Regions from separate parts of the Homo sapiens genome. Here region 2 is linked to region 1. The links are chromatin contacts, found by Hi-C or POLR2A ChIA-PET in ENCODE. All regions are on one chromosome and are shown on one strand. Each heading gives the region's core, a stretch centred on a gene start or an enhancer-like site at or near the end of the contact. The rest is flanking DNA. Distances are from core to core; before and after follow the strand shown.

Region 1 (2,844 bases), core at 107-2,606:
TGGCAGCCTGTGGGAACGGGCGCTGCTCTCGGGGCTCCCGAGGAGCAGGGATCTCTCGCGGATGATGTGAAGAGCCCATACTGATCCCAGGGCGGGATCAGGTTCCCCTCAGGAATCTGGGAAACTCGCAGGGAGGACGTGCGTGGGCTGGTTAAACTGTCTGGGGTCTGGGGCCGTTGGGTCATTGGACTGTAAATGCAGGGAGGGGGCAGGCAGACTTGCCATATTACAGGCTCTGGTCCCTGCAAGGGACCTTGGATGCCTTCAAGTCCCCTTGCTCCTTTTATGAAGGAGGGTGAAGGGGGAGAGACGGACTTCCACAAAGCCAGAAGACCAGCGGGCAGAGAGGCTTGTTGTTCTGTGTGATCTTGTGACATGGGGACTCCCTCTATTTCCCAGGCCTTCCAGGGAAGCATTAGTGAGCTGAAAGGAGCCTCGGCGGGGAGAACAGTGGTGATGTGCCACACAGAAGGCAGCATCAACCACAACAAACAAGCAGAGCCTCTCAGACACACACAACTCAGTCTCTCTCCCTCTCTCTCTTTCTCTCTCTCTCCCTCCCTCCCCCGCTCCCTCCCCCCTTCCTAAACACCGCGCGCGCGCGCACACACACTCTCTCTCTCTCTCTCTCTCTCTCTCTCTCTCTCTCTTTCTCTCTCTCTCTCTCTCTCAAATACATGTGCCTGAAAGTATATGCTGAGACTTAACTGCACACCCGTCCCAAGCCCTTTAACATGGCTCTGTGGCACTGACTTTCTGTGAAGGCACCCGGAAGCCCAGCCCACATCACCTGCTGGTGCAACTTCACTTTGCCGAGGTGTTGGGGGAGGGACAAGGTTCCTTGGGAGGGGAGGGGCCTTTTCTAAAGCTTAAAAAAAGGAAAGAAAGAAAACAAAGCAAGGCTGAAGTCCTCCCACAGGCAGGCTCGTGCTCCGGGTGTGCTTTCGCAGGCCAGAAACTACAGAACTGGGAGTACTGCCAAGTGCTTTATCAAAGGAAACAGCCCGCCCAACAGCTGGAGATGGGCTCTTGCCAGCTGTGTGTGCCTCTCAGTCTCTCCTTCTCCTTTTCTCTCCCCTTTTCCTATCTCCATCCATCCATCTCCTGCAGCCTTGCACTTTGCACTGGGCTAGCCCTACAGACAGAATTCCTTGGACCACAGAGAGTACCCTTGATGCTGAGCAAGTGAGCAGATTGCTGCCCCAGCTGGATTGGAGGAGGCCGTTCTTGCAAAGGGATGTGTTACCCATGAGTTGGTCTCCAGGCACTGAGCAAGGGGCTGCTGCGTTGTGGGCGCTTCTGCTGCAGCTAGAGCCTTAGGAAGATACAGTCCAATAGTTTCTCCTTAGCCTCCTTTCGCCCATGGTGGGAGGCGGGTGCCTGGCTGCGCTGTGTGTGTTGGCGGCAACAGGGTGTTTTCCAGCAACCTCAGCAACTTTGCCATCCATATTCATTAATTAGTTAATGACTTGGATTCATTTCTCTAAGCCTTGGGCTTCCCAGAGTGGGAGGAGACAATGTGGGAGTGGGGGAGAGCTCTGAGGAAAGTTGTTCTCCCCTTGCTGGGGTGTGGTTGAGGGGGCTTCACTGCCACACACTAAGAAAGAAAGGGAAAGGGGGATCTACGGTGGCTTCGCCCCTTCTCCCAGTCCTCACTCATTTCAGGCTCCCAATTTGCCAGCTAAAGTGGCCAGCATAGCCCCAAAAGGCAGCTCTGAGCTGCGTTTGTAGAAGCAACCCCAGGGAGAAAGATGCCAGTGGGGCTGCCTAGTTCTGTGAGTGGCAGTGCTGAGTTCTGGGAGCTGAAGGCAACAACCTCATCCCTGAGGAGGTCTAGGGGCTTCATTCTCTTCCCTAACCATAGCCCACACCTCAGTAGACCCCTGGAGATGGCTTAGGCAAACCTAACATCTCCCCTGCCAGCCTGGCCACACCTCAAGGGCAGGATCCTTGTGATGTTCATCTCCCTACTCCCAATGCCTGTCATGTGCTTGGGGCTTAAGTAATGTCTGGTGACCCGGACTCTGGGGAAACTCACTTTAAAGCTTGGGTCTTACCAAGTGGGAGGCAGTAACTTGGTCTGTGTGTATTTCCCAAGGTTGCCATGTTGAGCTTATTCATTCTTTAGCAGAGTTTGGCTGAATGAGTACCAGTGAAATGGCAGACACCAGTTTTGGTTGCTATGGGGGTTACCAAGAGGGACAAGGCCACAAACTTAGATAATCTTAGCTTCTGGCATCTGCTGGGCACTCTGCTGCCCATCCTCCCTCTGTTGTACACCCACTCTTTCACCGTCATGGTTCTTCAACCTCAGCCAAGCTCTTGGATCTTCTCTCTCTCTTTTTTTTTTTTAGACTGAGTCTTGCTCTGTCGCCAGGCTGGAGTGCAGTGGCACGATCTTGGCTCACTGCAACCTCCGCCTCCCGGGTTCAAGCGATTCTCCTGCCTCAGCCTCCCGAGCAGATGGGACTACAGGCGTGTGCCACCAGGCCCAGCTAATTTTTGTATTGTTGGTAGAGACGGGGTTTCACCATGTTGGCCATCATGGTCTCGATCTCTTGACCTCGTGATCCGCCCGCCTCGGCCTCCCAAAGTGCTGGGATTACAGACGTGAGCCACCATGCCCAGCACGATCTCTCTTACTGTTCTTTCCTTCCCTGAGGCTTCTTCTACAAATGGGCATGCTCATATGCTTAGTCACAAGTGGCCCTGAAGCGTAATGAGCTCAGGCTTTGGAGCCAGCCAGACCTCAATTTGAATCCCTAGTCAGCCACTTTCTCTACCCGGTATGACTTTGGGTAAGTTACTTTGCCTCTCTGAGCCTCAGATTTCCCCTCTGCAAAC
Region 2 (2,966 bases), core at 178-2,677, 84 kb before region 1:
CTGAAAACGGGTAGGGGACCGTGGAAGAGAGAAAGTAAAGAGTACAACGACTGCAGGATTTCAATTTCCTGCTCTAAGAAGAAACACCTCTGAAAAATAATGTGCAACACACGAAGTGCTAAGTAACCTAAACCTTATCATCACCAGTAATGTTTCTGTAAATCTACTCCGCCGTTATTTACTTAATTCTTACAAGGCAGGAATGGAAAATCCCCACTCTCCCTGGTTGCGTCGCAGTCTGTCCTGTGGACATATGTAAGTTTTCCCTCTCCCCCACAGAGCTGATTTCACAGCTAGGCCAGAAATAAGGAACCATCCAGACGGAGACTCGAGGATCGCTCCCTGGCAGAAAAGGGATTAAGTTTCACCGGGCCTCCCCGCCGGCAGGGCGTCCGCAGCCACGCCGGCTGCTGCGACAGCACCGCCCGGCAGACGGCCGGCCAAGGGGCGACGCCTGGGCCGAGGAGGCTGCCGGCTGCGGGAGCGTGGGAAGGCGGCCGTGCCCTTTCCCAGACTCGCGCCCAGGCGCCGGGGGATTCGCTCGACTGCCCGCGCCGGGCCCGGCCAGGCTGCGCAGAGGCCTCGGCCGCCCCCGCCCCGCACCCCGGAGTGCAAACTCCGTCCCAGGAGGGCAGTGGCAGGAACCCGGGCCCCAACAGCATGACTGAGAGCCGGAGCTGAGCTGGGGCCCCCGTCGCCGTTTCGAGCCTCGCGGGCCCCATCACCCTGCCTCGCCGAGCCGGAGAGCCCTCGGCCAACGCCGGGCCCCGGCGGCACCTGAAAAGCGGCCGGAGCCGGAGACTAGCCCTGCGAGGGCTACGACGCTCGACCTCCAGGGCCGCGGCGAGGGGGCGCGTTTTACCCATAGCGTTCCCAGGTGCCAGCCATCTCCTCCGCTCGCTCGAGGGCGCTGGGCTCTCGTCTGCCTCCGCAGCGGGTTGGCTCGGGCTCCGGCGCGAGCTCCCGGGCCCCGGTCGCCGCCGCCGCCGCTACCACTGTAGGCCGCCGCCCGCCTTCGCCGCCGCTGCCGCTACCGTCGCCGACGCCGCGCAGCAGCCGGGATCCGCCAGCCCGCGCGCCCCGCAGGGGACAGCACGGCGGCCGCGATGCTACCGCAGCTGGGCCTCCCGAGCTAAACTTAAGAGTTTTCGCCCCTCAGTCCAGGGGCAGCACCATGACACCACGGCAGCACCACACTGTCATTTCCGCCGCCGCAGAGGAAAAAAAAGGCAATCCCTTCCAAAAGGGAGGCGGAGTGGGGGCAAACGGGGCTGGGGCTGACACCCCAAGGGAGCACTGGGAAGGGCCCAAGAAGAAGGGGTGCTCGGCCACCTTCCCAGGCTCACCTTCCGCCGCCCCCGCCACTCCCAGCTCCCCCAGCCCTTCCTCTGGAGGCACGTTTACATGTCTTCTCCCCTGGCAGGAGTGACCGGAGAAACCTGAGCAAGCAAAGGCAGCCGGTGGGTGGGGCTCGGGTTACTACTGTACCTACCAGCTGATTCCAGCAGCCTTTTCTCCAGCGCCCTGTCATCTTGAAGGAAGACACACCGAGAGGGACCCGGACGGGTGTGCGTGTGTGTGTGTATGGTGTGTATGTGCGTGTGTGTGTGTGTGACAGAGCGACAGAGATAGCTAAATGTGTGTGAAATGCAGAAGGAAGGCTATGGCTAAACTCTTCTCCCACTCCCCAATCCCCCTGTCCCCCAACCCCACAAACCCCCAGGTTAGAACAAGAAAGAGGCCTTTGCAACGGGTAATAAGAAGAGAGAGCCGGGTCCACCGCAGAGATCCTCCCTATGAAGCTGCTCTATGCAAAGTTAACTACAGAGTAAAACAAAAATAGTGGAGGAGATAGAAAAGGGCAGACAATTGAAGGAAACCGAACCTCTCTTTCTTTTTACAAAAAAAGAATGGCTGTGTTTTATTGGCCTCGGGCAGAAGTTGTGGAGGTGGATTAAAACCATCAAAAGAAAAAAAAAAGTAGGATTTTTCTTGTACCTTCAAATTGTTGACCAGTAAAACAAGAGGGTCGTTACCACATGGACAATGAGGCAGATGCTAGCTATCCAGCTATTCCAGGTCCCTAATAAGCTAATTGGTCCATTTGGAATCCAGCATCCTCCCATTGGTCTGGAATCAGCCTGTTTGCTGACCTGTCATTGGCTCAGAGACCACCACCCGACTCAAAAGGTGGATGGGAGAGGGAAAGAGCAGGAAGCCCCATAAGAGACTCTGTTTCTAACTTGGGGCAAAAAGGGAGAAGAAGGGGAAAGAAATGAGAAAATGGGAAGACTCACCCCAGCACACACACACACACGCCTCCCATCATTGTGCATAGGAACAAGTCCAGAAAAATTGAGGTATCTCTTGGTATATCCCTTCAGGGAACCAATAGTAATCAGTCAACACTCCTGTTAAACAATGTGCTAGAGAGCACTGAGGTGGAAACCAAGACAAAAGTCACAACCAGGCTCTCCTGATGAAAGTCTGGCCCCTAAGAGAAGTAAAAGTTAGTGAGTCACACTTAAAGCACAGGCAACAAAAGCAAAAATAGGTAAATGGGACCATAAAACTTTCAAACATCTGCACAGGAAAGGACACAATCAACAGAGTGAAAAAGCAACCTACAAAATGATAGAAAATATTTGCAAACCATATATCGGATAATGTGCTAATATCCAGAATGTATAAAGAACTTCTATAGCTCAATTAAAAAAAAAACTCTTAAAAGTGGACAAAAGACTTGAATAGACATTTCTCCAACGAAGATATACAAGTGGCCAACAGGCATATGCAAAGATGATCCACATCACTAATTGTTAGGGAAATGCAAATCAAACCCCAATGAAATATCACTTCACATCCATTAGGATGGTCACACACACACACACACACACACACACACACACACAAAACAAACACACAGGAAAATACGGCAAGGTGTGGTTCACACTTGTAATCCCAGC

Evidence for each region. A loop is a pair of places that touch in the nucleus more often than their neighbours do. ChIA-PET counts read pairs that join two places held with the same protein, here RNA polymerase II (POLR2A). Pooled maps may share reads with other maps.
Region 2: a loop to region 1 is called in a map of heart left ventricle, with 3 times the contacts of the local background. The contact joins the promoter of MID2 here to the enhancer-like site in region 1. A Hi-C loop is called at or near these places in 3 of 168 maps with a recorded cell type or tissue (endothelial cell of hepatic sinusoid, heart left ventricle and naive thymus-derived CD4-positive, alpha-beta T cell) and 7 of 50 pooled maps. POLR2A ChIA-PET finds 5 or more read pairs at or near these places in 7 of 52 experiments (CD4-positive, alpha-beta T cell, CD4-positive, alpha-beta memory T cell, MCF 10A and 4 more).

What each region holds. Positions count from the first base shown.
Region 1 is chrX:107,740,088-107,742,931 of GRCh38, reverse strand. The region is part of intron 1 of TSC22D3 (TSC22 domain family member 3); the gene reads left to right. Among named protein-coding and RNA genes, the nearest start is that of TSC22D3, 34 kb to the left of the region's middle. Within about 2 kb of position 1,356, at least 30 of the 41 ENCODE cell types and tissues checked have a DNase peak (open chromatin) inside an H3K27ac peak, as active enhancers do; they include heart left ventricle, where a contact is called at or near this core.
Region 2 is chrX:107,824,327-107,827,292 of GRCh38, reverse strand. It overlaps MID2 (midline 2), which reads right to left and starts at 1,427. Exons shown (of 10, transcript NM_012216.4): 1 at 863-1,427. The coding sequence starts at 866. RefSeq lists silencers at 610-659, 820-1,009.